Regions from separate parts of the Homo sapiens genome. Here region 2 is linked to region 1. Evidence: read pairs that join two places in POLR2A ChIA-PET (ENCODE). Cell type or tissue: OCI-LY7. All regions are shown on one strand.

Region 1 (5,000 bases):
AAAAATGAAGTCTGTGCTTATTTTAGAATTTCGGGAAATATAAAAATGTAGCTTTAAAAAGCCCTATAGGTTGGGTGTGGGGGCTTACGCCTGTAATCCCATCACTTTGGGAGGCCAAGGCAGGTGGATCACCTGAGGTCAGGAGTTTGAGACCAGCCTGGCCAACATAGTGAAACCCTGTCTCTACTAAAAACACAAAAATTAGCTGGGTGTGGTGGTACACGCCTGTAATCCCAGCTACTTAGGAGGCTGAGACAGGATAATCGTTTGAACCTGGGAAGCAGAGAGGCTGCAGTGAGCCAAGATTATGCCATTGCACTCCAGCGGGGGCAACAAAGCAAGACTTCATCTCAAAAAAAATAAAAAGTAAAAAGCCCTATATAATTCCACATTTGAGAGGCAAAACATAATTTATACCTTTTAAGAAATATTTCTTTCCAGTCGTTTTATTATTTATGGCATTTTGGTTGGTTTGTTTTAATATGGTGTGTTCACAATGTATTTTATGCAGAATTTGACCTTTTTATGTGTGTATGCCTTGTTTTTCCTGTTATGTTTATTTATTTATACTGCTCGTTATTCAAAAATAATTTGAGGCCCTATTGTCAGAGGCATTTGAACCAGAATGACTCCATCTTGAATCGGGGCTGGGTAAAATAAGGTTGAGCCCTATTGAGCCGCATTCCCAGGAAGTTAGGCATTCTAAATCACGGAATGAGATAGGAGGTTGGCACAAGATACAGGTGACAAAGACCTTGCTGATACAACAAGTTGCAGTAAAAAAGCCAGCCAAAACCCACTGAAACCAAGATGGCCACAAAAGTGACCTCCAGTCATTCTTATTCTCCGTTCTATGCTAATTATAATGCATTAGCATGCTAAAAGACACGCCCACCTGCACCATGATAGTTTACAAATGCTATGGCAACATCAGGAAGTTATCCTATATGGTCTAAAAAGGGGGAGGAGCCCTCAGTTCTGGGAATTGCCCACCCCTTTCCTGGAAAATTCATGAATAATCCACCCTTTGTTTTGCATATGATCCATAAATAACTATAAGCAGTCGAGCAGCCCACGCTGCTGCCCTGCGTATGGAGTAGCCATTGTTTATTCCTTCACTTTCTTAATAAACTTGCCTTCACTTTACTCTATGGACTGGCCCCGAATTCTCTCTTGCACGAGGTCCAAGAACCCTCTCTTGGGGTCTGGATCAAGACTGCTTTCTGGTAACACTATGAGATATAGAAGTACATACAGTATTTCTTTCTGTTGCCTGCAGCATGCAATCCTGTGCTTTGTTCCTACCAAGTGTTTATGGATTGAACAGGGAATTGAGTCTGGGGAAGCTTGTTTTCCAGTGGAGGGCAGGTGGATGTGTGATTTTGTCTGACTTTTGGAAGTAGCCAGGACCTCCCACTGTTACCATGGTGTATCTTTGGAACTGAGTTCTGTCTCTGGTCATTTATTTGTTTCCATCTGTCTTTGTCTCTCCTTTCTGGAGGGGAACATGTCCGAAGGCCTGGTCTACAGTGATCTCCCTCTAAACGAGAACAGACTCATTCCATCCTGCAGATGTGTATTACTCAAAGTGCTGTTTGCACGCAAAGAATGCTAAGTCCTAGCCCAGCAACTGGAACGTATCAACTCCTTCTCTCCCATCCCCTAGAGGCATGGCCCAAATTGCTGTAACCCTTCACCCTTCCAAGCTCTAGTACCCTCTGGCTTGGAGGTTGCAAAAAGGATGGCATGCATAGGTTTCTTATAAGCCAGGGCCCTAAAATTGTGCTTGTGGTGACTGGTGTAAGTGATTATACCACATTTCCTCCTGCCACAGGGTCATTATACAAGTTGTTCCCTTCACTAATACATTTCAAGCTCTCACACACATACACATACCTACTCCCCCATCAGATCTCAGCTCTGATGTGGCATCTTCAGGGAAATGTTCCCCAAACCCTGCATTTCATCATGTGACCTATTAAATAGTCTCAAAGGAAAGCACTGTATATCCTTCTTCCTTGCACTCATCACAGTTTATAAGTATACATTGTTGTATGTCTTGTTCTCCCATAAGACTGTAAGCTCAATGACAGGAGGGACTATATCTACTTTTTTTTTTTTTTTTTTTTGAGACAGAGTCTCGCTGTCAGGCTGGAGTGCAGTAGTATGATCTCGGCTCACTGCAACCTCTGCCTCCTGGGTTCAAGCGATTCCCCTGCCTTTCTCAGCCTCAGTCCCTCAGTAGCTGGGACTACAGGTGTAAGCTACCATACCCGGCTAATTTTTGCGTTTTTATTACAGATGGGGTTTCACCATGTCGTCCAGGCTGGTCTTGAACTCCTGACCTCAGGTGATCCACTCGCCTCAACCTCTCAAAGTGCTGGGATTACAGGCGTCAGCCATTGCACCCGACCATACCTAGTTTTGTGCACAGTGTCTCCAGTGCTTATCCCAATGACTAGAGCGTGGCAGCGCTCAGTTAACGTTTTTTGAATAAATGAATGAAGAATGGACATTTGGATTGAGGCAGTGAAGAGTACTAGTTAAGAGAGTGAGATTTGGAGCCAGATATTCGGAGTGCAAACCCAGACGCATGACCTTGGATAGTATCATTACCTCTCTCCACCACTGGTTCTCTGCCTATAACATGGAAATAACAATACCGCCTATTTCATAGCGCTATTGTGAAGATCAAGTGAGGGACTCTGTGTAAAGAGCTTCAATCAAAGCCACAGTAAGTCCTCAACATAGATTAACTATTATTTTCTACTCTTTTGGCCAACAGAAATATTACTGTAGTAAATATTATTTTACATATTTTGATCCACTTTTTATGAGTGTTCAGTAGATGAAATTCCTGTAAGTTGAATTGTCGCATCAGAAGGTTAATTTATTTGGAATTAATTTTTGTGTCTAGAGTGAGGGAGAGTTCATATTTAACTCTAATTACAGAAAAAAATATATTTAAAAAAATAGAGTGAGAGAGAGGTTTAATTTTTCACTTTTCCCAATGGAGAGGTATGGGAGGCCAAGACCTCTGTTAGTTCATTAAATATTTATTTTTATTTATTTATCTTTTAAAGACAGGGTCTCACTATGGTTCTCACACTAGTCTTGAACTCCTGGGCTCAAGCAATCCTCCCTCGTCAGCCTCCCAAAGTACTGGGATTACAGGTGTAAGCCACCACACCTGGGCACCCCTGTTAGTTTCTGAGTCTGCAGAATTAAGACACTTAACATGTAGTTAGTGGTGGCAAGCACTTACTTAGCTCCTTAAAGGGAAGATGTCACAGCTCCCTAAGGCCCACATATTGCTCATTCTCACCGAGATGGCAGAGCTTAGACAGCCAGGACTGAATTAGAGGAGTCTGCTGTATCTCCCCTGCTTTCAAACCCAGGATTATGGGGAGTCATATCATTAATACAATAGTTTCCAGCTCTGCCTCACATGACAGTGTCACTATTCCATAACCGCCCTGTGATCTACACTTGATTTCTAGATGTCTTGATGTCTGGATCCTTGTTAACAGATTTTTACCTGTGCTATAAGCCTAGAGCTTTTCAATTTAATATAAGGGCTTTCCATGCAATAAAGATTTCCAGCTTGGGGCCTCTTCAGTAGCAGGCCAGGCCATGGCCTCTTATGCTAGCTAGTTACCCCAATACCATTTACAAATTTCTCATAAATACAAGGGCCTATTTCTGGTCTCTATTCTGTTCCTCTAATTCTGTAGAAGATCTTTCTTCATTTCATTCTCACTGTTTTTGTTTTCCAAAAAACCCTTGGCTATAGTCTCATTCAAGAAAACTGGAGAATTAATTTGTCCAAATTGTGCCCTCAACCCCTGCAAACATGCTTGTCTACATGCGTGTGCATGCATGCCCACACACGCTCACACACACAACACTCTCGCACACTCATTTTTCCACTAGAATTTTCACTGGAATTACATTGAACCTTTGGGATAGTTTGGAGAAGATTGATTTCTTTTCAGTACCAAATTTCCCATAGAACATGGAATATCGTTCCTTTTATTCAGGCCTTCTGTTTTATGTCCTTCAGTAAAATTTTATAGTTCCCGTATGTAGGTCTCATGCATTTGGTATTCTTTGTTGCCATTGTCAGTAGGGCCTTATTTATTATATTTTTTCAGTTGGTTATTACTGAATATAGGAACACCATTTTTTACTTTTGCTACTTACTCATAGGAAGAGGTGAACTGAGAACATTTGAGACAGATGGCTAAGCTGATTTTAGCTGCCATGTTACAGGCAGAGTGCTAAATCAGATCCTATAAACAACTCCTAGGCAGGGATTAGAATGACCTATGGGTTGTTCACAGGGCGTGAAGTAGGCACAATGGGCCAATAACACCTTTACCTGGTGTGATTGCTAAATAGCACCGGATACAGATTTAGCTTTTAACTTATAAATATTATTCCTGAACAATCCAGATTGGTTTGCAGAATAATTAATTTATAGCAGCCTAGGCAAGGTGGTATTGAAGCATCTTTTTAGATGATCCACTTTTATCTGTTTTAGAAGGTTTGGATTTTCTTAGAGTGCCTTCCTTACAGCACGTATGACCAGTTTCATGCTGCTACTAGCCTAGGGCTTGAAGTTATACAAACTGTCTTTTGATCTTTGGTCTTTGTCATCAAGATAAGATCTTGTACTGCTTATTTATTTATTTATTTATTTATTTTGAGGTGGAATCTCGCTCTGTCACCCAGGCTGGAATGCAGTGGTGTGATCTTGGCTCACTGCAACCTCTGCCTCCCAGGTTCAAGCAATTCTCCTGCCTCAGCTTCCCAAGGAGCTGGGATTACAGGTATGCGCCACCATGCCTGGCTAATTTTTGTATTTTTAGTAGAGACGAGGTTTTGCCATGTTGGCCAGGCTGGTCTTGAACTCCTGACCTCAAGTGATCTGCCTGCCTTGGCCTCCCAAAGTGCTGGGATTACAGGGGTGAGCCACCATACCTGGCCTTTTTATTTTT
Region 2 (5,000 bases), 170 kb after region 1:
TCAGCGACAGCGGCATCATCTTCCGAGGCGTGGAGAAGCACATACGAGCCCAGGGCTGGAACTACGGGCAGGTCTCCAGGGGCACAGGCCAGACAAGGATGTGGGCTGGGGCATGGGGAGGTCGGTGGGACTGGAGTCCCTCTGTCTGCTCACTCTTCTCAGGAGGGACAAGGGGGGCTCACTCCTAGAGAAAACCCACTCATTCATTCATTCATCTACTATTCACTGGGCCAGGGCCTGCACTGGGTCCTGGGGAAGGGGAGGTGCTTTGGACAAGGTTTGGACACAGAACAGGTCAGTATGGTTGTGGAAAAATGAATAGCTCTGATCAGTGGTTTTCAAACACGAGCGTACATCAGAATCCCAGGAGGGATGGCGTGCTGGACCCCACCCCCAGAGCTGCCGACTGAGTAGGTCTTGGGCAGGGCCTGAGAATGTGCGTTTCTAACCAGTTCCCAGGTGATGCTGATGCTGCTGGCCTAAGACCACACTTTAACAGCCACTGGCTTAGATAAGTAGTTCCAATACCAGGTGCAATAGGGGAAGGAAAAAGTCAGAATGATAGGGATGGAAGCAAAGGGAGTCCAGAAGAGGGTGAAAGGAACCTCCACTTCGGCCATTGTGGAGGCTTACGTGATATTGTAGTTGGGTCTCTACAGTGAGGCAGGATCTGCCCAGGCAGAGGGAAGAGCAGGCAGAGCCGCACGGACGTGGGAAGTAGGGAGTCTTGAGTCTGCTAGAGGAATTCTGTCTGCCTGAGCTCCAGGTCCCCGGTGGAAGAAAGACTGGACTTGACTGTCAGGCTGAGGAGTCACGCACTGCCCTGCAGGCCAGGGGTTTAAAGGCTTTGGGATTCGGGTGCTGGGCAGGGAAGTTATAGTGAAGAGTTTAGGGTCCACCTAAGGGGTAGCCACTACTCAGCACCCACTTTTTGTTGCCAGACCTTCCAAATTATCAGAGACCAGAAACCTAAATGTGTATGCAAAAATTCCCCAATTTTTAAATGTTGTTAACTAATTCAAATGTGTTTGAAAACATCATGTAGACCAAATGAGCATATCAGCGAGGTGGATGTGGCTCGAGAGCCTCCGATTTTAGCTCAGACTTTATTGTGGGTAGTCAGGAGCCACAGGAGATTGTTGAGCAGGGGAGAGACATGATTAAGGCTGAGGTTCTGATTCCCCAGGTGACTCTTTGAGGAAGGGTTTCCAAGACTAGGGGGTGCTCTGTGATGCCCCTGGTGGTTGGAGGGGGCAGCAAACTGCCCTGCACAGATGGGGTGACTGACCGGGTGAGGGCTGTGGGAGGGCCTGGAATATGGGTGACTGAACGCAGCCTCTAAGCACAGCCTCTCTGGGGAGCAGTTTGAGGAGGACATCCTGAACATCTGCCTCTCCATCCTGGATCGAAGCCCCGGTCACCAAAACAACCCAGCCACCGACGTGTCCTGCCGCCACAACCCCATCTACGTCACCAGGGTCATCAGTGCCATGGTGAGAAGCCCCTCCATCCCTGCACATGTACTTCCTCAAGGATCCCCCAGCCAACCCCGGGGCCACAACCTGTGATTCTTCCCATCACCCCTTGTTTTAATTCGCTGTTGTTGCAGAACCAACCACCCCAAAACTCAGTGGTGTAAAACAACCCTTTATTATGCTTACTGTTTTTTAGACTAGGAATTTGGGCAGGGCACCATGAGAATGGTTTGGTTCCACTCCAAGATGCTTCTTCTGGGGATATCTTAATGACTGCATATGTCTGGGATGGTTTAACAGGACCTCTGTCTGGGGCTTTGGTTCTGGTGGTTGGCAGTTCCTAGGTTGCCATCCATGTCATGTCTCCTGGAACTGGAATGTCCAGGATGGCTTCCCCACCCTCATGTCAGGTTCTGGGCTGGGGTGGCTGGAGCAGCTGGGACCCACCAGTCATCACTCTTTCTACACAACCTTTCCATGTGGCTAGCTTGGGCTTCCCCACAATATGGCAGTTTCATGCATAGCAATGGCTCCCCACCCCCACCTCCCTGCCCCAAGCAATTCTTCCAAGAAAGAGGAAGTGGAAGCTCCCAGTCTTATAAGGTCTAGGCCTGGAAACTGGCACAACATCAATTCCACCATAGTCAGTGGTCAAATTAGTCACAGGCCAGCCCAGACTCAAGAGGAACCCTCTTCTTGAGTGGGACATAGACCCACCTCTCCGTGGGAGGCATGACAACTTTAACCTATCACAGGCCTCAGGCTATGGTGTTTCCTCCCAAAAGGTGTCTGCAGGGCCCACCACCTCCCTCTACCACATGCAGGTATTAAGGTCAGTGGGTGGGTATCTGAGATTCCAAAATTGCACAAAGCTATATTTCTCCTATTTGATACTCTCAATTCCTCAAGACCTCAGAGAGCAGTTGGAGCACAGAGAATTAACATGAGTGACAATCCCAAACAGCAGAGCATCACAGCCCTGAGGACAGTGAAAGTCCTGAACTCAAGGCTCCCAAGTCCAAGTCCTAGACTCATGGATCACCACTTGGACTAACTTGCTGTGTGATTTGGGCAGGTCCCTGAATGCTTCTGAAGCTCAGTTTTTGCATCTGAAAAAAAAAAAAAAAAAGAATAATGAAACCTACATTGTAAACTTCAACAGGTTAATATAGTGTGCACAAAATTCTTGGCATAGTGGTGTCTGGCACACAATGAGCATTTAATAAATGTTAGCTGTCCCTATAATGATTATGCCAACAGTCCCCCAAAACAGATCATTTAACATAGGAAATGCTCTAAAGTTGTAATGATTTTTACAACACAGTATCCAAATGGAAGATAATTGAAAATGACAAGTGCTACCAGGAAGTAGGTATTTTAAGGCAACAGATGCCCCTAATTTTCAGACAGTTAAAAAGCAAGAGTGACCCCGATGGACCTGGTGGTCCAAAGTTGGACAGGATTTGACCACGATGCGGTTCTTGAGGTAGGAAGCCCTGCCTGGTTGTGGACCCGTGCCCTCCTCTGCCCAGGTGAACAGCAACAACGACCGAGGTGTGGTGCAAGGACAGTGGCAGGGCAAGTACGGCGGCGGCACCAGCCCGCTGCACTGGCGCGGCAGCGTGGCCATTCTGCAGAAGTGGCTCAAGGGCAGGTACAAGCCAGTCAAGTACGGCCAGTGCTGGGTCTTCGCCGGAGTCCTGTGCACAGGTACCCTGGGAGAGAAGGGCCCCAGGGTACCTGTGCCCCCAGCTTCCTCTATCTAAATGTATTTACATATATTTGCATATGCTGCAACCCATCTTCATTGATGGATTCATTGACAGGGAGAACGAAGTCTGGCTGATGAAGAGAGAAGCCAGAGAATTTATTTCCTTCATATCTGATCTTTTATCTTGAAGGAGTCCTAGCTCCCTCTGTCTCTCATTCATTGAGTGCCTTGGGCGAGCCCTGCGGCTCCCTTGGCCTCCAGTCCCCTCAGGAAGATGAGGGCTCTATTAGGTGGCTTCCAAGTTCCTGCCAGCCTCAAAGCCTGTCTACTTACATGAGGTGGCAACAGCATATCCTGAAGTCCTTGAGAGAACGTGCAGGAGATGGTGGCATTTCTGAGAGTGGAGATGGGAGTCTCAGCCCCACAACCTGATGAACTAGACACACAGACAAAGATGGGGTGGCAGAGGGCTTTGGCCACAAATGAGCCAGGGCGCCTGCTGTGGAAGCCAGGCCCCTCTCTCAGGGGCCAGGGTCCCGCCTGCTCCGAGCCTCTCTGCTCTGCAGTCCTCAGGTGCTTGGGGATAGCCACACGGGTCGTGTCCAACTTCAACTCAGCCCACGACACAGACCAGAACCTGAGTGTGGACAAATACGTGGACTCCTTCGGGCGGACCCTGGAGGACCTGACAGAAGACAGCATGTGGTGGGTCCTGCCCCCAGCCTAGGCCCGAGGGCTCTGGAAGCCCAGCAGGTGGAGCAAGGCCTCATCTTCCATAACACCACCAGGGAGCGGCAGGCCCAGAGCCCAGCTCTCCTGAATCTGAGCCGGCTCTGGAGGGAGTGAGAGGCGCCCTGCGGATAGTGGTGCCTCTTCCAAGATGTAAGGTCTGAGGTCAAGAGATGTAGACTCAGAGGTCAGGAGGGGCCTCAAGATTTGATTGCCTTGAACGCCCGGTTCTACTCTGTCTGGGAATCTGTGGCTTCCTGGGGTGGGGTGGGGTGGGAACTCCTTCTGCACAGGTACCTCTGGATCAGGCTCCTGCTTCCGTATCAGCTGCGGTTCTCCGTGTTGTGTGTCTCAGGTGGGAAACAGACTCCTTCCTTAGCTAAAACAAAATTCTTCACATAAAGCTTTAAAAAATTCATTCCAGGCCAGGCACGGTGGCTCACACCTGTAATCCCAGCTACTCAGGAGGCTAAGGCAGGAGAATTGCTTGAACCCAGGAGGCAGAGGTTGCAGCGAGCTGAGATCACACCATTACACTCCACCCTGGTCAACATAGTGAAACCCCATCCCTACTAAAAACACAAAAATTAGCCAAGCATCGTGGCAGGCGCCTGTAGTCCCAGCTACTCTGGAGGCTGAGGCAGGAGAATCGCTTGAACCTGGAAGGCAGAGGTTGCCTCTGTGAGCCAAGATCATGCCACTGCGCTCCAGCCTGGGTGACAGAGTGAGACTTCGTCTCAAAAAAAAAAAAATTCATTCTAACTTACTTAATTTTCTGAAATAGGAAAAACATTCATGTGGTTTAATATTTGAAAGGTACAAAATGGGTTGCAGTGATGTCTCCCTCCCGCCCAGTTCCCCAGCCTCCCCATCCTCCTCCTGGAGGCAACACTATCACTGTCTGCTACATCTCCTGTCAGAGAGATGCTCTGCAGACACGAGCACATACATACCTACAGTGCCTCCCCGCCTTTTCCCTGCTTAAACAGTATTGGCAGCTTTATGTGATACTGTTCTTGCTGGAACATTTAACAATTCCACGTAAATACACAGAGTTTTCCTTATTTTCCATAATGTTTTAAGTA

The links. ChIA-PET counts read pairs that join two places held together with the same protein. Peaks named below come from ENCODE experiments on the same cell type or tissue, not always from the same donor. Only the 100,000 strongest peaks of a DNase experiment are listed, where the experiment ranks them.
Region 2: POLR2A ChIA-PET joins it to region 1 with 12 read pairs; 3 of 35 experiments call an interaction of 5 or more read pairs at or near these places.

Annotation. Positions count from the first base shown.
Region 1 is chr20:2,222,846-2,227,845 of GRCh38, forward strand. LOC124904860 (a long non-coding RNA gene) reads left to right here and starts at 2,338. Exons shown (of 2, transcript XR_007067501.1): 1 at 2,338-2,734. In OCI-LY7, no CTCF peak of the experiment used is centred here; no DNase peak of the experiment used is centred here.
Region 2 is chr20:2,396,554-2,401,553 of GRCh38, forward strand. TGM6 (transglutaminase 6) reads left to right here. Exons shown (of 13, transcript NM_198994.3): 4 at 1-71; 5 at 1,365-1,493; 6 at 3,008-3,185; 7 at 3,753-3,891. Among named protein-coding and RNA genes, the nearest start is that of TGM6, 18 kb to the left of the region's middle. In OCI-LY7, a CTCF peak has its summit at 1,222; no DNase peak of the experiment used is centred here.